Linked DNA regions of Homo sapiens: region 2 is linked to region 1. The links are chromatin loops, found by intact Hi-C in ENCODE. Cell type or tissue: OCI-LY7. All regions are shown on one strand. Each heading gives the region's core, and the rest is flanking DNA. Links, peaks and the distances in the headings are about the cores only.

Region 1 (10,918 bases), core at 1,990-6,989:
GGCCTGTAGAAGAGGAATGCTAGAGTCCATCAGCCCAGCTTGGCTCTGAAGGAAGGTCTGGCCTGCACTTGCACACCTGGACCAAATAATTATGAATCATACCTTTATTCCCAAATAGAAGACCTGAAACCCCACCAAGGTCTGCTTTGGGGTTTGTTTTGATGGAGTAACATAGCCACACCCCAGGGGCTTGGCTCACTCATTCGTGGAGACAAGTCTTGGAAAATGTTTTATGTTTGCAAATCTTTGAGTTCGATGAGCTGTGACGATGTTTGCCCAACACAGCCGGTCCTGTGTGCCCGGGCTTTGGGTATTGCTCACACACCAGTGGCATTTCAGCACACGCTACACCCGTAAATATAGATAGCATCTGCCCCGAAGTGTTCAAGGGCTTTGTTATGGTTGTTATCATGGAGGGTTGTGGTTTTCTTTTATTTTATAAAACCCACAAAATGATTGTTATGCTTTTGTAACAACAACAATACAATGTTGTTAAAAAATTTTGAGCTGGGATTCAGATGGCCCGGGTACAAGACCCAGCTCTGAATTTACTCTCTTTGTAACTAGGAATAAATCAACAAACTGCTGTGAGTCTCAGTTTTCTCATCTGTAAAATGGGGATGACAATATTCATTTCCTGGATTGAGTGTATGCCCTTCCTGTTTCCCATGGATAAGGCCCCAAATCAAAGCTTTCATGAAAGTATGTGAATTGCAAATCACTGTATAAGTGGAACCTATGCCATTTTTTCTCAATTTTAAACTCAATGAGATATGCTGCACTAGGTCAGGTGACACATGCCTGAAAGTTAAAGCCACATAGATAATTGGATATGTCAGAGGAAAGTCTCTAATCTGTAAGTTTATCTATAAGGCTGTAAGAACCAGCTATTGACTCCTTTTTATGCACCACATATGACTAGCCATTGAGAATGCAGCACTAAGTAGCATGCTTTCCCTGGAGTGAAATCCACAGTCCAAACTTTAGTGAATAACTAGAACCTAAAAGTGTTAAGAGCTGTCATAAAGAAATGGTGTCAACCCTATGAGGAATGAAAGAAAAGGCCCTCCTAGAGGAGGGGACAACTGTGCTGGATGCTGAAAAGGGAGGAGAAACTTGCTAATAAAGCCAACAAGTCAGTATACACAAGACAAAGAAAATGGCCCAGGCGTCGCAGAGGAGTATGCTGAGAAAGACGTGGGCTTCCTTCCACAGTGCTGGGTTGGTGGGGAAAGGGGAGCTGCAATGATGTACGAGGGGCAGCCCAGCTTTCCTGACACACCCAGCCACCTCACTTGGTAGGAAGGTGGGAGATTTCAAGGAGAGGTGATGAGGGGTGAGAAGGGGCCAAAGACTGGGTGTGACAAGGGGCTGCTGAAGAGACACGTGGTCAGGAAAGGCTTCACCCACTCAGCAGTGAAGAGAAGAGGTGATGCCACCTCCACCTTTGCTATGCCCCTTTTATCTTAAAGTCTTGATGCATGGCAAGGCACCAAGCTGCTCAGAAGCAAATGAAAAGAAAGAAGCAAACTGAGAACTGCCCAAACGTGAGCTTCAGCTTTGTAGGAGGTGGGCTCCAGGAAGCACGTGACTGACTCTGCAGTTGGTGCTCCCAAGGTGACATCATGTAAAGGAAAGTTCAAGTTTCATTGTTGCAGAGTAATTTTATCGCTCCCTTTTTGCATCCTAATTGGTGGCTTTTGAGCCATCTTCTCTGAGCTCTCATCTTCTCCAGCTGCAGAGTAAACCAAGGCACGAGAATGGGCAGCTTGGGCACATTCGCTGGGCCTCGTTCCCTCTGGTGGATAAAGTGCCTTCTCCTTAAACCAGAACCATCTGTGAAAAATGACTGGGAGGCACAAAAAGTGCTGGAACCACAAAATTCCAGCTTCGGTTTTGGCTTTCTGGCAACAAAAGAATAAAAACACAGTTCTTATTTCTCCAAATATTTCCTTCTCCACTGTCTGCTCCGGCCTGATTTCAGTCCCCGACGAGGCAGCACTGATGCCTCCGTGGCCCACTCCCTCTGCTGCCTTTGGAGATATTGCTGGAATGCACATTAAGGTCATGATATTGGCTAGGAATAAAATGAGTTTTTCAAAAAGGACAAACTTCATAAATCCTGGCTTGTTCCTACACAGGTGTATAGAAGAAACAGAAGAAATGTGTTTTTCTGTGTTTCTGTCTTGCCAAGACCCAAAAATGAAAACCAATTTTTGTCCATAGAAGGTGTCTGTTAAAGGACTTGAAGTGAGTCCAGACAAAGGCAGGTTGTGAGCTATTAAAGTGTCTTGCCCAATATCTGCCAATAATGGCCATCAAGGCTCCTCACACAGCATCTGCCCACGTTATTATAATCGGGCTGCCTGTGCGTCACCTGATGAAGACCGCAGCTTGGGACGACTGGATGGGGTGGGACCAAGATATTTACAGAGATGAGAGAGGGATGTTGGAAAATTCACTCTCCTCCACACCACAAGAAGGTTTAAAGATCCAAACCAAACCAGAGCTCGTTCAAGTGTTAGGAGATGTAAAATAATGTGGTTTGGGGTGCACAAACGTTTTTAGCTATAAATACCTTCTAGATTGTTCCAATGCATTGAGCCAAAACCTAAATGCTGTGAGGTTTCAACCAACCGAATGGTTCCTTAAATAAACACCATGCAAGGACAAAAACTACCAAAGTGAATTTGAAAGAGCAGAGACTGACTCTAAATGGATGACCTGAGTGAGGACGGTGTGTCCAGGCCTTCCATAGCAAGTGTTAGCTGGGGGCCTTCGGCAGGCTGGGCCCTGGTCAAACTCATTCAGCTCCACACCTGTGTTCACCCTTCCACCAGGAATCCCATGAGAAGGACACTGGTGCCCTGCACTGTAAAAAGGAAAAACCCCAAACTCCAAAAAGTTTAAGAAAATCAGCTCCCAACTGGAAGTTGCTTCGGTCTGACTCCAAAGCCTACCATCCTCCACATGGGACCCACTGCCCCCATTCCATGGGTGTGTTCCTCCATTGGTGTTACCTCTTCAGGGCAAAGACACTGTCCCCTTTACCTAACGCTTCTCAGTGCCAAGTGGCATCTGGGATATTGGACATTGTCTGAGTTTCCTGGGGCTACCATAGCAAATCACCATAGACCTGATGGCAATACACAGCAGACATTTATTCTCTCTCAGTCCTGGAAGTTAGAAGCCTAAAACCCAGGTGTCTTAGGCTTGGTTACTACTGCGGGCTTTGAGGGAGAATCCACGTCCTGCCTCTCTCCTGGCTTCTGGGGATTTACCACAAGTCCCTGATGCTCCTTAGCTCATGGACACGTCACTCCCACCTCTCCCTCCATCTTCACGTGATGTCCTCTCTGAGTCTGGGTTTATGTCTTTCCTCTTCTTCTTAGAGGGGCAGCGGTCATATGGAATTAGGGCTCATCCTGATTTCATATGACATCATCTTAATTTCATTATACTTGCAAAGACCCAATTTCTAAATCAGGTCACATTCACAGGCACCTGGGGCTAGGACTCCAGCATACTTTTGTTGGGACAGAAGTCAACCCGTAATAGAGATAATAAATTCATATTTCTTGAATGAATCAAAAACCAAAAAGATCCTGCAGTGGACGCAGTGCTCTGGGAGCCTCTCTGAGCACATCAGGTCCCTGAACATTGCTGCTCTATCTTCCTCCCATGGCCTGAAGAAACCAGTCAGGCTGCCAAAACTCGCACCATTCTGAGACCTCCTGTGTCTTGACGGAATAAGAGAAATCTTTTCACCTATAAGGCATCACACCCCATTCCCTTTCCCCCTAAAAAAACGAGGACACTTTTACAATGCCACAATGGAGGCAGAAGCTTCCAGAAAGAAAGCATCACACCCATTCCCTTTCCCCCTAAAAAAGCCAGGACACTTTTACAATGCCACAATGGAGGCAGAAGCTTTCAGAAAGAGTAAATACATGAATCTAAGAGCCACTTTTTGACCTATGACTCAGAGTACAGAAAGAATGCTTGGTATCCTGAAAAAAATTCACTCAGCAGGAGTAAACACTAAACCTCATCAATTTTTTAAAGGTAGCAATTACTTGTATAATACCTATCAACCAATGACATTAAAAAGAAAGTAGTGGAAGCTTAGACTTCCACTACTCTGGCTATAAAATCTTTTTTGTTTTGTTTTTTAATAACTGATTTTTCAAGAATGTTATACTTATAAACACATATACATTTTATGTCCTACCTCCAAGATAGCTCCAAATGAGAATGTTACTAGCCAAGAAGCTAACATCAACAAAAATGCATAAAAACTGGTTAATAAAGCCCACATTAAGGGAACAGTAGAAAGTAGCTAAGAAAATGTAAATTCATTCAGGAAATAAGCATTTGCATGTACTGTTAAATATAATTTCCACCAGGTGCATGAAGCACATGAGTAATTATAGGCCAAGAAAAAAAAAAGTGATAACCTTTTCTCCGCATGGACGCCACCTCCTTTGGTTATGAGGCAGTGCTTTGAAGAGTTAAATGCCCTCTGCAAATGCCAGGGGGTGGTGTTGCTGTTGCCTAAACTGTTCCTCCTCACAGCCTGGGCTGCATACAAAGCAATTGCATAGGAGATATCTTACCCTCCCTTTTCTTTCATCTCTGTGGAAATACATGTTTCATTTAAGCCTGTGGTGCTTGGAACTTGTTCCAAGGAACCCCACGTTCTAACAGCAAAATCAAAGAATGCTTGTCTTTTCCCAGCTTGCAGGGAGAACAATAAGTAAACGAGTAGAAATTTCTCACTGTTATGTGTTATTCTATAATTTTTTGTTAAGTGTTATTCTATAATTTTTTCCTAAGTGTTTGGAACTCACTGTCTCTAGCCTACTAGGAAGTCCTGGAGATGACCAAGCAAGCCAGCATCACACCACCCCAGGGTCCCCACAGTGCCACGTGCAGGCTACCCCTCACTGCCTGCCAGGAGGGGTAATGCCAGCTTGCATTTGGTTATCAGTACCCCCACCCCACTCTGAGGGCGATGACAGCAGGGCCCCTCTGGGCACTAGTGCGTGTCCCAGGTCTTGGCACCTGTGTGCTGGCAGTGAATGTTTGCTGTAAGAATGAGCAGATAAAAATGCAAATAAAAACCACAATGAGATATCACCTTGCACTCATGTGAATGGTCACTATCAGAAAACGCACACACACACACAGACACATACATAAAATAACCATTGGCAAGGATGTGGAGAAGCTGGGACTCTTGTGCATTGCTGGTAGGAGAGTTAAACGGTGCAGCCATTGTGGAAAGCAGTATGGCGGTTCCTCAAAAGATTAAATACAGAATTTCCACATGATCCAGAAATTCCACTTCTGGGCATATTTCCAAAAGAACTGAAAGCAGGGTCTCACACAGACACTTATGCATTCATATGCACGGCGGAATTATTCACGATAGCCAACAGGTGGAAGCAACCCAAGTGTTCATCGGTGGATCAACAGAGAAACAAAATGTGCCACATACATCAGTGGAATATTATTCAGTCTCCAAAGGGAAAGAAATTCTGACACACCACAATACAGATGAACCTTGAGGACATTATCTTAAGTGGAGTAAACCAGTCCCAGAAGGACAAATATGGCATGATTGCACTTACGTGAGGTACCTAGAGCCGCCAAATTCATAGACACGAAGAGCAGAATGGTGGTTGCCAGGAGTCGGAGTGAAGAATGAGGAACTATTATTAAATGGGGACAGGGTATCAGTCTGGGATGATGAAAAGACTTGTGGAGATGGATGATGATGGTTGCACAACAATGTAAATGTACCTAATGCCGCTGAGCGGCACACTTAAAAATGGTTAAGTTGTAAATTTTATGTTAGGAATAGTTTACCAAAATTATTTAAAAAGAAGCAGATGATGAATGTCAACATTGAATGCATTGTCTCATAAGCACATGGCTTCTAGCAGCCCCATCACCTAACAAGCTTTAGAAATTTGACTGCAGTTAGTAAACTACAACTGGTAGGTATTTTAAGAATGTTAATTTAAAAAAACAACTATAACTTGTTTTTAATACAGAGATCTAGAAAGCCGGAAAATTTTGGCTTATCATCCCACCACTCAAATAATCCCAAGTGATCTTTTTTTTTTTTTTTTTTTTTTTTTTTGAGATGGAGTCTCGCTCTGTCACCCAGGCTGGAGTGCAGTGGCACGAGCTTGGCTCACTGCAAGCTCCGCCTCCCAGGTTCACACCATTCTCCTTCCTCAGCCTCCCAAGTAGCTGGGACTACAGGCGCCTGCCACCACACCCAGCTAATTTTTTGTATTTTTAATAGAGACGGGGTTTCACCACGTTAGCCAGGATGGTCTCGATCTCCTGACCTCGCGATCCACCCGCCTTGGCCTCCCAAAGTTCTGGGATTACAGGCGTGAGCTACCGCTCCTGGCCCCAGTTGACCCTATTTTTTAAGGTTAAAAATAATACCCTGCACTGGATGAGGCTGCTCAGTGGTGTGCAATGTTATAAAATGAAAAGTACATACATCTTTCCATTCTTGGTCCCTCCCCCAAACAATAATCACTATCATCAGATACTTAATGCATCCTTTTAAGAACAGCAACAATACACACTATGCTTAGACTTAATGTTATGCTGACACATACGAATGCATTTATAATTTTTAATTTTCACTTGGCATGTTTACCTTTACATTGTGTTTTTACACATTTTATTTTATATTTACATTTTTAAAATGTGTGTATGATGAGATTTCACTTCATGGTCTGTGTTTCTGAAACACATGATGTTGTGGAAGTTCTGATTTGTGGGGGGGAGATTATACAATTTGGTCCATATGATGTCCAAATTTACAGTATTTTAAATCTTCCCCTGAAAATATTTTTAGAGATTTTTCCATATTAAGATACATGAAGCTACCTGATGACTGTTTAATATTCCTGATTAAACATTTAGACTGCTTCCAAGCTTGTTTTCCTTTTGTTTTTTTTTTCTTCATTCTAGCAAGTATTCATAGCAATGAAATTTGTAGATCAAAATATGAGCAATTTGTATTTTAACAAACATTGGCAAATTACAATCCATAATAGTAGCAACAACTTGCACCCCCATAATTTGTGAGAATAGATGTTCTCCACCCCATCAGCCAGTCACTAGCAGCACTTCCCATGAGCCAGTGTTTTAATGTTTACCTTCCTAAGGAAAAAACACGGTGATTCATAATTTTTATTTGCATCGCGTTAACTAAGAGATATATTGAACACCTTTTAAATGTACTTGTTCATATTTCTTTATTGGGTTTTCTATTAATTTATAAATGTCTTATTGGTGGGCTTTTTAAAGATGAAGAAAATTAGCCTTTCATTTGTCGTATTTGTTGCAGATCCATTCCCCAGATTTGTTTGTCTTCCTTTGTTTGAACTCTTCTGTGCCAAACAGAAATGCAAAATTTGTATATAGTCATATGTGTATATCTTTTCTTTTATAGCTTCTGGGTTTTCTATGCTGCCTAGAAAGACTTTCCCTTCTCCAAGTTTAAAAATAAATACACTGAAACTTTTAGACAGGCTCTCTTTGATCTGTTTATACAAGGGTGAGCCAGCGGTATTGCCTTCAATGGGATAAATATAAGATCATGAATGGGAATGTTAAGGCCAGCTATTAAAATGGAAGGGAATAATACTTATATCAATTGATTTTCAACAAGCATGACAAGATAATTCAACGGAGGCAAAAACTGTATTTTCAACAAATGGCATTGGGACAACTGGATGTTTTACAAAATTGTTGTTTTAAAACAATATGTGGCCAGGCATGGTGGCTCACACCTGTAATCCCAGCACTTTGGAAGGCCGAGGTGGATGGATCACGAGATCTGGAGATCGAGACCATCCTGGCTAACACGGTGAAACCCCGTCTCTACTAAATATACAAAAAATTAGCCAGGCATGGTGGCAAGCACCTGTAGTCCCAGCTACTTGGGAGAATCGTTTGAACCCCGGAGGCAGAGGTTGCAGTGAGCCGAGATCATGCCACTGCACTCCAGCCTGGAAAACAGAGGGAGACTCCATCTCAAACAAACAAACAAACAATATGTAAAACATGAAGTTGGACCACTACTTCACAGGTATAAAAAATCAACTCAAAATGGATCATATACCTAAATATAAACGCTAAGATTATTAAACTTATAGAAGAAAATATAAGAGTAACTCTTTGTGGCTTTGGGTTAGGCAATGGTTTCAATCCATATATGACACCAGGAGCACAAGTGATAAAGGGAAAAAAATAGATAAATTGGAGTTCACAAAAATTCAAAACTTTGGGGTTTCAAAGAACATCATCATAAAGTGAACATATAACCCATAGAATGGGAAAAATTACTTGCAAATCACATTAATAAGGGATTTGGTTCCTGAATATCCATATATATGTGTGTGTGTGTGTGTGTGTGTGTGTGTGTGTGTGTGTGTGTATGTATGTGTGTGTGTGTATATACATATATATATACAATCTCATAGAATGCAACAAAAAGACAACCCAATTTTTTAAAGGGCAAAGGATTTAAATAGACATCTGTTTAAAGAAGATACATAAATGACCAATAAGCACATGAAAAAACGCTCATCATCCTTAGCCAATAGAAAAATTCAAATAAAAAATACAATGATATACACTTTACACCCACTAAAATGATGAAAATAAAGAAGACGGACAAAATACCAGTTCCCAAAAGTATTGTAAAGCAAAATGAAAAATAACACGTTTTGGCAAAGATGTAGAGAAATGGGAACACTCATTTCATTGCTGGGTGGATTGTAAAATGGTAGAGTTACTTTGAAAAATAAGTTTGGCAATTCCTCAAAATATCAGACAGAGTTACCATATGAACCAATAATTCCACTGCTAGGTATATATCCAGGACAAATGAAAACACATGCCCTCCTAAAAATTTGTACATGAATGTTCATAGCAACATTATTCATAATAGTCAAAAGATGGAAAAAACCCAAGGGTCCATCAACAGATGAATATGTAAACAAAACGTGGTATGTCCACACAGTGGACTTTTAAGCAGTATAAAAAGAAATGGAGTACCAATGAGTGCCACAACATGGATGAACCCTGAAAGCATCATGCTACCTAACAGAAACTGGTCACAAGAGACTATATCTTGTATAATTCCATTTATTTGAAATGTTCAGAATAGGCAGTTTCATAGAGTCAGAAAGCAGATTTGTGGTTGCTTAGGGTTAGGTGGGGCCTGGGATAATAGGGAGTGACTCAATGCATATAGGATTTCTTTCCAGGTGATGGAACTGTCTTACAGTGGTCATGATTGCACAAATCTCTAAATATACTAAAAACCTCTAAATTGTATACTTTACAAGGGCGAATTTTTTGGCACATAAATCGTATCTCAATGACGTTGTTATTTACTTCAGCTTTATTTTAAAAAACAAGCGGTGGGCCATAGTTTGGCAACTTCTGTACTAGTCTATAAAAATCTACAAAATGTATTGATAAAAACTGAAAACGCTAGAGCTAATATGTGATAAGAAAGGAAAATGAGTGAGAAGAAGAAGGGAGGTGAAGGTCAGAAACTGCTAGAGAGATAAAAGCTCTGAGAATGACTTAAGGAAAAAAAAATCACCTTTCTCTCTTCCACATATACAGACCTGTAGACAAAATGCTTCATCATCCAGGAAAAAACATCAGGTTTGAAAGGAAGAACCTGGTGAGGTTTGTCCCAGGCATCTGTGCAGTGGACCAGAGAATAAGTCACCACACAGGTGTGGAACTTGGCTCTCACTGTTTCCTAAATGGTGAGGCCTCGGCCAAGTCACTTGGTGACTCTGGACATCTGTTTCCTTCTCTCTAAAAGTGATATCTGTCTTTCCAATATTGAGCTCGCTTAGAAAACACTTGGAAAACCTTGATACATTATAAAATGTAAACATTATTAATAGAAAACTGATATTTCTCTGTTGGTGTGCCATGACATATGGCTTATTTTAATTTTTTCTTAATATGAATTTAAATAAGCCCAGAGCAGAGTAAGATATCAATATTCATCTTCCAAATAAAATTTGATACCACTCAATCTAATAGACAGAAGTTCCAGTTCAAACCATGAAATCCTCAACAGTTTACGCACATTACCTGGGCCACAGTTTTACCACCTGTGAAGTGAAATGGTCTCTTTGGTGCCTCTCAACTCTGCAGGTCGTAGATGTCAAAATGTTGCTTAGATGTCAGATTCAGAATATGCTTGTAATGGCTGCTATAATGAGTAACGCACATGTAAAGCCCTTGTATTTTTAAAAGTGATTCCCAAAAGGAAAAAAGTAAGTTTGATAGGATAGACGTGATCCCTGGAATAATTTAACTAACTCTTTCAGCTTTGCTTATCATGTTCATTATGACCCAATGTTACTGTATTAGTCCGTTCTCACCCTGCTAATAAAAGCATAAGACTGGATAACTTATAAAGGAAAGAGGTTTTGTTTTTGTTTTTTTTTCAGAAGAGGAATTTTACTTTTACCCACTTACGGTAATATTTGCAATATTAGAATATAATTAGGTTAAATAAATCAAATAAGGAATCCGGAAGAAACTGTTCTTGAGTTAAGCCAAGTACACACTGGCAATTTTGAGAGAGGAGAACTCTACACATTAACAAAGAGAACACACAAGCTCAAAGGCAAGTTTATATGGTGAGTGTTTTTAAAGGATTTAAAAAGCATGCTCCATCAGCATAATAGCTTTTTCTCATTTATGTAACATACGCATTTCTGTCTGCTGGGGTACAGCAAAGGGTTAGAACCTGAGTAAACTTATTTGTGATTTCAGAAACGTGCTATTTTAGAAATGTACTCCATAGAATTTACTTCACTGCTCCTACCACTGATTCTTCAAA
Region 2 (10,918 bases), core at 3,149-8,148, 130 kb after region 1:
CATACCACTGGTGCCAACAAGGAGATGGGGTAAGTGAGTCCCAGACCTGAGATTCTGGGATCTAATGGCCTACATGGTTGCAGGCCTGGTGTCTAGGAACAACGCTCTTCAGATCTGGAAGGTCATGGTCTACCAGTGAACGCCGCCTCTTTGTCCTTCTTCCCAGGAGAGGTTTGCCAGGCCTCCTTTTGCCCTGCCAGGGAGGACCCCCGGAGATAGCACATAGCAAGACCAAGTGATGAACACCGTGGCTTGCAGAGAACCCCATGCATGGGTGGGTGGCAGCTGGCAGCTCTGGTGAGCTATAGGGCCATGTGGTGGTCCAAGTGGAGACAGTGGTGCTCCAGGCAACTCACAGGCAGACACACCAGCTACTGCGGAAGTTCAGAGGCTCAGCCACCGGACAGGAAGCATGAGGAAGACTCGGTCACAGAGAATAAAGGAAGAGTTCTGTCCATGAATGTCCATGCAGTAGCTCATCCGGCAAACATTCCCTGGGTGCTTGCTATATGCCAGGGTTGGTCTGAGGACCCAAAGAGGGACAGGATTTAGTCCTTGACCTCCAGGGACTCTTGTTCCCAAGGGGGAGACAACTTATTACAAAACAAGAGTGTGAAGTAAAGGTCGATGCTCCCCCCCATACTAATCCCATCCCTAAATGTTAAAACATTGGCACATATTCACTCAGAAATGTTTCTGTGACTATACCAAAAGACAAAAACCAAGACGCTAGAACCACACTCAAACACTGCACCACAGCACCCACAGCATGCAGTGCACAGAGGCCACCACATTACCCTGTGACCAGTGCCGCGGGAGTCCTGAGGGTGCAGCGGAGGGAGAGACACACCCCAGGCAGGCCAGCAGGGATGCCCATTCAGGGGCTGCCCTCTGTCCCCCTCATCCCCTATCCTGGAAGGTACCCGGTTTCCATCTGCAGGTGGGCTTAGGGCCAGGGCTGAAACCCAAGGACAGGACAGGGCTTGGAGCTCAGAAAGATCTGACCAGCGCTCTGTGTCCTGAGTCCCCTGTAACCGTGTAGGGAAGGCAGTGAAGAGACAATCCTCATTACAGAGCCATGGGAATGGACGCAGAAAAGGGGCTGCAGGTTGGGAGCTGTTGCAGGGCTCCTATCTCTGGGGATAGACAAGAGTTTGCACCAAGGTCCACATCCCCTCCCACACATGTCCTTAGAGGCCTCCTCTAGAAGGGGACAGGTGGGACCAGCCAAGGGAAAGCAGCCTCCAGCGCAGAGCCTGACAGCATCACCGTCTGCACTGCCCATCCTTCCCAGGCAGAGGGAAGGAAAACTGGCTGGGACCAAGGAGAGGCAGTGGCTAGGGAAGCAAGGTCAGCCTCTAAATTTTATTCTGGTTTACTCACTGTATTGTTCTTTTTTCCCCGAGATGAAGTCTCACTCTGTCGCCCAGGGTGGAGTGCAGTAGTGGGAATCTCGGCTCACTGCAACCTCTGCCTCCCAGGTTCAACAGATTTCCCTGCCTCAGCCTTCCCAGTAGCTGGGATTACAGGTGCCTGCCACCATTCCTGGCTAATTTTGTATTTTTAGTAGAGAGGATCTCACCATGTTGGCCAAGCTGGTCTTGAACTCCTGACCTCAGGTGATCCACCCGCCTTGGCCTCCCAAAGTGCTGGGATTATAGGTGTGAGCCACTGCACCCAGCCTACTCACTACTTTTTAGCTGGTGGTCTCGAGTATAATCCCCTCTACCCTCAGTTTCCTCTTCAATAAAATGGAGATAACAAGTTCTTTCTCCTGGGTTTCTGTGAGAATGCAGTGAAATCATATGTAGGAAATGCTTAGCCCTGGGCCTATTGCCTGAGGACACCAATAATCAGGGCAGCATTTATGAGCACTGTGCCCAGGGCACTGCCTTAAGCACCTGTGTGTCAAACAGTAATTAATGAGCCAATCCTCAAGGCAACTCAATGAAATAGATGTTGTTATTATCCCATTTTACATATGAGGAAACCAAAGGGCACAAAGGTGAAGGATACTGTCTCTCCTGCCCAAGGTCACAAAACAATGGAGAAAATGTACTCAGATTTGAACCCGGGCAATCTGAATTCAGTATCTGCGGCCATAACCACTTGTATATGTGGCTTATTAAGTAGCAGAAATGAGGGTGGTCATTGTCATTTTGCCAACCTTAAAAGTTTATTGTGAGGATTAGAAATAAAACACAGACTGTCTTTAAACAGTGCCTGGGCCAGTCTGTAGGTATTCAATAAATAGTAATTAATGATTAGCATTACTATCACTTTAGTTGAGGCCAATAGAAGGCATGCATATAGCCAGCCCCCATAGAAGGTTCCTGTATTGATCATCAGTTGCCACAATAACGCTACATAACAAATACCTCCAAACTTCAGTAGCATACAACAAAAAACATTTGTTTAGCTCACAAGTCTGAGGGATTGGAGATTCAGGCTGGGCTCACTCATATTATGTTTGGGTTGGCTAGGTGCTGGCTGATCTGGGATGGCCTGGTTGGAGCATCCGAGGCAGCTCAGCTGTGCTTATCCTTCGTCCTTTAATGAACTAGCCCAGGTTTGTTCTCATGGTGATAATGTAGCACAGGAGCAGGAAGCCCAACAAAGCAAGGACTTTTCTAGTTCCTCTTTGCATCCTGTTTGCTAACTTCCCGCTGGCCAAAGCCAGCTACACGGCCAAGCCAAAAACCAGAACAGGAAGACCCTGCACAGTTACAGGGAAGAAGGTATGGACAGGGCAAAATCTTTCACAATTACAAAACCAGCAGCTTGTCTCTGAGCTGCTGCCAGTGCAATTATCAGAACACTACACACCCCTCCTCTGGGAGAACTCCTTCCCCTCATGACTTTTATGTTAAGGTTTCTGAACTCCTCGGGCTTTGTCGTACCCTTCATCCTTCTGAAGTCAGCTTGTTCAGTCAGTATATGCCAGAAACTATGGGGGCCAATGGGGACAGACCCGTGAACAAGACAAACAAGGTCCCTGCTCTGAAGGAGCTGATATTCCAGTGGAGAAGACATGCACATAAAATACATAATATAATTTCAGATCATGAAAAATTATGTGAAAGAGATTAACCAGAATTATTTGAAAGAGGCAGTGTTGGGATAGTCTTGGAGGACACTGAACTTTGAGAATCATGTCTATATTCTCAGCCCTAAATCCAGTGCCTAACACCAAACAGGCTTCAATAAATATTGAAAGGAAGGGCCGGGCGCGGTGGCTCACGCCTGTAATCTCAGCACTTTGGGAGGCTGAGGCGGGCGGATCACGAGGTTAGGAGATCGAAACCATCCTGGCTAACATGGTGAAACCTCATCTCTACTAAAAATACAAAAAATTAGCCGGGCGTGGTGGTGGGCGCCTGTAGTCCTAGCTACTCGGGAGGCTGAGGCAGGAGAATGGCGTGAACCCAGGAGGCGGAGCTTGCAGTGAGCCGAGATCGCGCCACTGCACTCCAGCCTGGGCGACAGAGTGAGACTCCATCTCAAAAAAGAAAAAAATATTGAAAGGAGGATGGATGGATGGATGGATGGATGGATGGATGGATGGACGGACAGACAGCCAGCCAGATGGGCACTGAGACCTACCTAGCACTTCCTGCCCTGGCCTCCTCACCACCTTTACTCTCTCTGAATAGAGATATCCAGAGAGAGTACCTCACCACCTTTACTCTCTCTGGCCCATAGGATACAGGAAAGATCCCAGAGAGAAGACCCAGTTTCCTCTCCACACCTGGAGGGCCAGCCCTAAGGCTGAGCCATCTCAGCTCTCTGAGCTTAGCAAAAGGATTGCCTTCCTTTTGACCTCTCTGCTCAGTGTTGGAAAAGTATCCACAGAGCAAATGCTGCCCGCTGTCCCTTCAGAGAAGTCCAGACCTGATCCTCATGCTTTTGTGTATGCCCTGGTTTAGGGGTGTGAAAGGAATGTAAGAAGGAGAGGAAGATGCCACCAGATCCTACTCCTCCCAGGTTTCCCTGAGCTACACTGGCAGATCCATTAACCTGATATTTTAACTTCTTGCCTCCCTTTACTGAACAACTAGATGTTCCTTGTATATTCACTCTTCACAGTAATTCACTGAAGTTGGTTTTCATTGTCCCACTTCACTGAGAAGTTAAGTGATTTGCTTCAGGTCACTGTTACAGAATGGTAGAGCTGTCACTCAGAGCCAATCTTGCAAAGTCGAGGCATGGAAATAAAAAGTTCTTCTAGTCCAACAAACATGAGTTGAAATCCACATCCAACCACTTGCTTAGCCCTGTGACCAGGCCATGCTAAAGCAGAGATGAGTGTGACCAAAACCAGCAGACACAATGACATCCACAGCCTTTCAAACTTGTCCTGGCACAACGTGTCTCATGAAAGCTCAAACTTTGGTGGCTTGCATTTTTCCTTTTTAAAATACTTATAGAAGCAACTGACAAGGCAGACTTTAAATCTAAACACAGTAATAAAAATTACCGATCTTCCCAATTGCATGTGCGTATGAATAAAATATCATAAATGACACCTTCTCCCTTGGAAGTCATGGCAGCCTGTCAGACAAAGGCTCCAGATGTGAGCCCAGGTGTTTCACTGGACACTTTCACCAGAGCCTCTCTCTGATGGCAGGTGTTGACATTTGAGGCAGATGTGGTGAAGTTGGCAGGAGCAGGCAGGATGAAGGGTCTTTGCACCATGCTCTGGGGCAATTCATACTATGGAAAGTTATTTTTAATTTGTTCCATATGAATCGTGAAAAACATAAAACATTCAGGGGGTTTATCATAATTTTCGATGAGATAAATACTGTGTGCTCATGCAATTTTTAAAAAATGGAAAATAGCTATTTAGTGCAAGAACTGCATTTTTTAAAGTTAACATAAGGAGGTGATTTCCTAAAGAGCCTTGTTGTCTGAGATGAAAGACCAGCTAAGCCATCTTAAGGATACAGATCAGATTTATCGCTTTGGTTACATCCCTTGACTAGGACAAGGCTTAAGCCATGAGCTATCCAAGCAGCAAGAGTAAATTCTGCAGAACCCAAGCATGTGCTTGACTGTGCTATGTAGCTTCAGCTTTGCTCAATCCGGGTCCTGTGGTCCCACTTACCCTGATATAACCTACTGTCTATGCAACCCTGGGCAAGTTGCTGAGTCTCTCTGAACTTTGGTTCTCCCATTACCACAATAGCTATCTCTTATGGCCGGTGAGAAGATTAAATAAAATCATAGAGCTTGTTTGGCAAACTATGACGATGTTAGCTGCTGTTGCTTTTGTAGACTGAAAAGCAGACACAGTATTTTGAGGATCCTTCCTAAACTCAGCAATGTGCAAGGAGCTGAAAAGATGTACAAGAAAAGCAGATATGGGTCCTAGCTCCAAAGTGGAAACAAAGAGAATCGTGTAAGATAACAAGTAAGTAAATTAATATTTTTATGAGACAGGTTACAAACAGCTAGAAGATTTTGGTGTGAGTGGCCACATGCATATGGCTACAGGAAAACATAGTGGGAAGGAAGGTAAGTCCCCCATGAGACATGAGCAAGGCTGAGAAGATTCACATCTCAGACACCAACCTGGCAAAGTCAGCCAGATCTAATTTAAAATATGGTCCTGGTCACATACCTGTCACCAGGCACCTCTGCAAATGTGGCTGTGATCCAGGTGAGCTAAGATTTGGAGACAGCCCAGTCTCCAGGGCAGCCCCGGCAGAGCCACCCCTGTGGACCCAGGTTCCTCATTTGCAGCACAGGCCACCATTGGCCCCTTACCCCACCCTGCACATGGGCCTCCACTAGGAGGAGCTCAGAGAGGGCAGGCAGGCAGATGATGCAGAAAGGGAACTAAGGAACTCCCCCAGAAAGAACAGCAGGTGCAACAGTGGAAAAATAGACAAAATGAGGTGGAAGGGAGCCGAGAAGGACAATGCCCATTGACCAGGTGCCAGCTGTATGTCAGGCACTGTGGTGCGTGCTTTACCATCTGTATTAGACCGCTATCACACTGCCATAAAGAACTGCCTGAGACTGCCTCACAGTTCCACATGGCTGGGGAGGCCTCAAGAAACTTACAATCGTGGCAGAAGGTGAAGGGGAAGCAAGGCACGTCTTACCATAGTGGAGCAGGAGAGAGAGAGAGAGAGAAGAGGAAAGCGCCACATTTTTAAACATCAGATCTCGTGAGAACTCACTATCACAAGAACAGCAAGGGGGAAGTGCTTTCCCATAATTTGATCACCTCCCACCAGGGCCCACCTCTGACACGTGGGAATTACAATTAGAGATGAGATTTGGGTGGGGACACAGAGCCAAACCATATTATTATTTGTTATCCCACTTAACTCTTTCAACTGGAGTTGAATATCCCTATTTTACAAATAAGGAAACGGAGGTTCATAGCAGTTATAAGGCTACCACAAGATCCCATACCTAATAAGTGGAAGAAAGATGTGAACCCAAGTCCTTAGACACCTAAGCACTGGCTCTTTGAGACTTACGGAGGAGGTGAAACTGACACAGTGCAGGTGAGTCTGAAAGTGGCACTTAGCCCATGAGGGATCTTGGCTTTGCTCAGGAAAGAATTCAAGGGCAAGCCAAAGGTAGAAGAAAATGGCTTTATTGAAGAGGTGTGTTACAGCCCCATGACTGCCCCTGCAGAGCAGAGTTAGGCGGAGAGTAGTAGCTCAGGGCAGTTTTGCAGTCATATGTATATCCACTTTTAATTGCATGCAGATTAAAGGGTGGTTTATGTAGAAATTTCTAGGGAAGGGGAAGTAACTTTTTGGTCACTGGGTCATTGCCAGGGAAAGCGGCAGTAACTCCTGGGTGTTGCCATGGCAAGGATAGACCGACATGGCACATTGGTGGGAGTGTCTGATTGAAAGCTGTTTCTACACTTGCCCTGTTTCTTGCTAATCCTCAATCTGGTCCAGTGTCCAAGCCCTGCTTCCGGAGTTGAGTCCTGCCTCCTACCTCAAAATCAGACCATAAGCTGGGGAGAAATGGCAGAGGCAGGGGCAGGGTAAGCATCCTCCACTTCTCTGCCTTTTCCTCAGCTGGGAGAAGAGGCCTAGGTTGGAGATACCTTCTTGGCCCCTTTGGAAAGGTCTTGGTGGCTTGAAGAAATGGAGCCAGAGGAATGGAAGAGCTTAAGGGTGGCTCACAGTTCCCCCAAGACAGAGCACCCCAGGGGTCCAGCCCCAAAGACCTCAGTTGTGAAGGACTGGAACTGTGGGTATGCTCTGTCCAAGAATGAAAATGAGGCATCAGATAGGGCACTTTCTGAAAGGCATGTCTGGCCCTGCCCTGGTAGCCAGGACAGGTGAGATGGATGAGGCTGGTCTCAGAGTGCCACTGGGGAGAAGGAGGGCCAGGAGCCTGGGTCTAGCAGCTGAGAAGGACATTACCCTTTAGGGTATCCAGCCAGACCAAATATGGGAAGAGGCTGGGCATGGTGGCTCACGCCTGTAATACTAGCACTCTGGGAGGCCGAGGCAGGTGGATCACTTGAGGTCAGGAGTTCAAGACCAGCCTGGCCAACATGGTGAAACCCCACCTCTACTAAAAGTACAAAAATTAGCCAAGTGTGGTGATGAGCATCTGTAGCCCCAACTACTTGGGGGGCTGAGACAGAACTGCTTGAACCCAGGAGGCGAAGATTGCAGTGAGCCAAGATCATGGCACTGCACTCCAGCCTGAGGGACAGAGCAAGACTCTGTCAAAAAAAAAAAAAAAAAAAGTAAAAAAACTGAAATCGCAAGTCAAAAAATCCAGGAACCCACATGTATGGAGTGGGCAGGCCTACAGCAAGCCCCAGGATCGACTTGCTCCATCTCCCTCCAAGATCAAAGCCAAGTCGTTTCAAATAATACATTTACACTAGTGCAAACTTGAAAAAATAGAATAGAATTCAAAAATCTGCATAGATTTTTAAAACACAACACAAGACTCCAAAGAAATTTCACCAAAACTCCAGCCACTGGGCTGTGCAATGGGAATTTTCCAAAATGAAATTCGAGGAAACAAGGAGATAGCGACACGAGGGAGAGCAACGCGGCCAGGACTCAGGGGAAGACCGGGCTGTGGAGTTCCGTCCCGTTAGATAAGGGGATCCAGGAAGCCAAATGGGTGAGCCCTGGACTGCAGCTGAGGGTCCACTTACACAAATTTGGAATATGCTGTCAAAGCAAAAGACAACTCCTGCCCATCCAGGGGTTGAACACCAACAGAAATTGTCCAACCGAGTGAGTGTTTAAACTGTAAAGGGCTCCAGGACAGAAGGAATCACCATCCTTGCCAGACAGCCGTAGCCTGAGCGGCCTTCCCTGTCTCCTGAGTGGGCCTCTCCTCCTGACCACGCCCACCTCCTCTGTAGCTCCACCCATCTTTCTAGGCAGCCCCAGACACATACCTGTCTCCGCTCCAAGCCTTGGGGCTGCCACTGCGATCTGCCTCCCTCATCTCCTGGTGCGTGAGTTGCAGATGTGAGCAACTGCAACTCATATCTATATGGTCTATATGGAGCTGCTGTTTGCTCCCTTTGGCTGCTGTTTCTTGGACCCACAGTCCAGACCTGTGGACAACTCTTCACCGCTCTCCAGGCTCCGCTCTGGCTCAGCCTCCTCTGCTACTCAGGCTGCCCTGGGAAAGATGGTCCACAGCGCCATGGAGCTGGCATGGAAGGGGTGCAGGGGGCGCAGCAAGGGTACCTGTTGTGAGCTGAATTGTGTCCCCCCAAAACTCCTATGTTGAAGTCCTAATCCCCCTCCCTGTGTAGCTCAGCATGTGCCATTATTTGGAAATAGGGCAGTAAGTGGTTAAGACAAGGTCATGCTGAAGAAGGATGGGTCCTAACCTACTATGACTGGTGTCCTCGTGGAAAGGGGAAGCTGGGAGACAGATGTGCACACAGGGAGGAGCCATGTGAAGATGGAGACAGATTTGGGTGATGCTTCTGTAGGCCAAGAACAAAGCCCCACAAGCTGGGAGAGAGGCCTGCAACAGTCTCCCTCACAGCCCCAGAAAAAACCCAACCCCGCCCACAGCTTTGTTACAGGAAAGGGGTCCCAATCCAGACCCCAAGAGAGGGTTCTTGGATCTCACACAAGAAAGAATTCAGGGCGAGTCCGTAAAGTGAAAGCAAGTTTATTAGGAAAGTAAAGGAATAAAGAATGGCTACTCCATAGGCAAAGCAGCCCTGAGGGCTACTGGTTGCACATTTTTATGGTTATTTCTTGATTATATGCTAAACAAGGAGTGGATTATTCATGCCTCCTTTTTGTTAGACCATAAAGGGTAACTTCCTGAGGCTGCCACGGCATTTCTAAACTGCCACGGCGCTGGTGGGAGTGTAGCAGTGAGGATGACCAGAGGTCACTCTCGTGGCCATCTTGGTTTTGGTGGGTTTTAGCTGGCTCCTTTACTGCAGCCTGTTTTATCAGCAAGGTCTTTATGACCTGTATCATGTGCTGACCTCCTATCTCATCCTGTGACTTAGAATGCCTAACCATCTGGGAATGCAGCCCAGTAGGTCTCAGCCTTATTTTACCCAGCCCCTACTCAAGATGGAGTCGCTCTTGTTCAAATCCCTCTGACAGTTTGAGCTCTGATTTCTGGCCTCCAGAACCTTCTGCTGTTTAACATCCTCAGTGGATGCTACTTTGTTATAGCAGCCCTAACAAACTAATACAGAACCCAGCCTCTCGCCCCAGGGTCAAAGAGGGCTTCTGCAAGTAGTGTGGCCTGAGCCAAGTCTTAAAGAATGGAAAAGAGAATTCCTGGTAGAGAAGGAGGAGAATAGAAGTTGTTCTAGGCAGAGGAAAGAAGCTGAAGCAGGAAGATTGTTCCCAATTAACCACGAGGAGCTTCTGAAAGTTGCTAACCACTGGAGAGAAAGCAGGATCTGCCAGCGTCGGCTCATCCATGGCAAGAGCTAGGAGTTGGAAATGCTCTCGAAGATGCAGTCCAAATCTCTCATCTTACAAATAGGAAAATTAAGGGAAAGGGAGGGGAAATAAGCCACCCAGGGTCACACAGGGGTTATAGCCCAACAGAACTAGAATCCAGCTGTCCTGATATTCGGCTCTGTAGACACCACACTGATTTCTGCCCAGGACGTGACTGATGTAAAATGAGCTATGATTGAAAGCAGGTTTCTGTTTTAAACAAGGCTCATTTAAAACAAAAGTAAGCCTCATTTACCCATTGCTTTTGTTGGTATCTATACAAATACTTTGTTTTCCATGTAATCAGTATTGCATAAACTTGGTCTATATGGAAAGACACATAGGAGAGACAGCAGCACCCAGGGCAGACGGGGGACATTGTCGCCTGAGTAAAGTGATGGTTTTTCAATCAGGGGTTCTCACCAGCAAAATTGTTCGTACCTTCCTAAGGACATTCTGTCCTAGACCAGATGAGGAACAGCATCATATACTCCCAGCCCGCATGCCTGATGACTTTAACACGTTCATTGTTCTGCTCAGATGAAGGCTGTTGGGTGACTCACTCCTCCCTTAGTCAGAAACTCTAACCAGATTTAAGAAGAAATTTTGCTGTAAAAGTCATCAGGTGGTTGGACAGGAGCGGCATCTAATCCCACTGCGGGTTCACTGGGCTCTCTCACTGGGAGGTGATGGGCCCCAGGCTGGGCAAGGTGGAGTCAGGCCAGCCAGGAGACCCCAGCCTTCCAGGGACAGACCTCTCCTCCAAACACCAATAGGAAGAATTCAGCCCTCACTGTGATATTCTCACCCCAGTTTCTCCTTTCACAGGCTACATGATACAGGACAGGTCCCAGCCTCTCTGGGATTCAGTTACTTCATGAAATCCAGCTTACCTACTTCACTTGGATGAAGACAGAGTACTGGTTGGATAAATTTTAGATATCTTCCACACTAGAAGGCTGTAAAGTGCTCAATTG

What was found. Peaks named below come from ENCODE experiments on the same cell type or tissue, not always from the same donor. Only the 100,000 strongest peaks of a DNase experiment are listed, where the experiment ranks them.
Region 2: it touches region 1 in a loop (8-fold over the local background); 1 of 110 quality-filtered maps calls a loop at or near these places.

What each region holds. Positions count from the first base shown.
Region 1 is chr2:12,026,191-12,037,108 of GRCh38, reverse strand. The region is part of intron 2 of MIR3681HG (MIR3681 host gene); the gene reads right to left. It overlaps LOC124906141 (small nucleolar RNA SNORD18), which reads left to right and starts at 6,737; the gene lies at 6,737-6,806. RefSeq lists an enhancer at 2,445-2,494. In OCI-LY7, for the core only: a CTCF peak has its summit at 4,542; DNase peaks (open chromatin) are centred at 2,608, 3,718, 4,488 and 5,068; H3K4me3 peaks cover 3,134 bases; H3K27ac peaks cover 4,954 bases.
Region 2 is chr2:11,899,190-11,910,107 of GRCh38, reverse strand. No RefSeq gene overlaps it. Among named protein-coding and RNA genes, the nearest start is that of MIR4262, 68 kb to the right of the region's middle. RefSeq lists an enhancer at 5,952-6,081 and a silencer at 8,251-8,545. In OCI-LY7, for the core only: a CTCF peak has its summit at 5,792 (motif pointing right); a DNase peak (open chromatin) is centred at 5,847.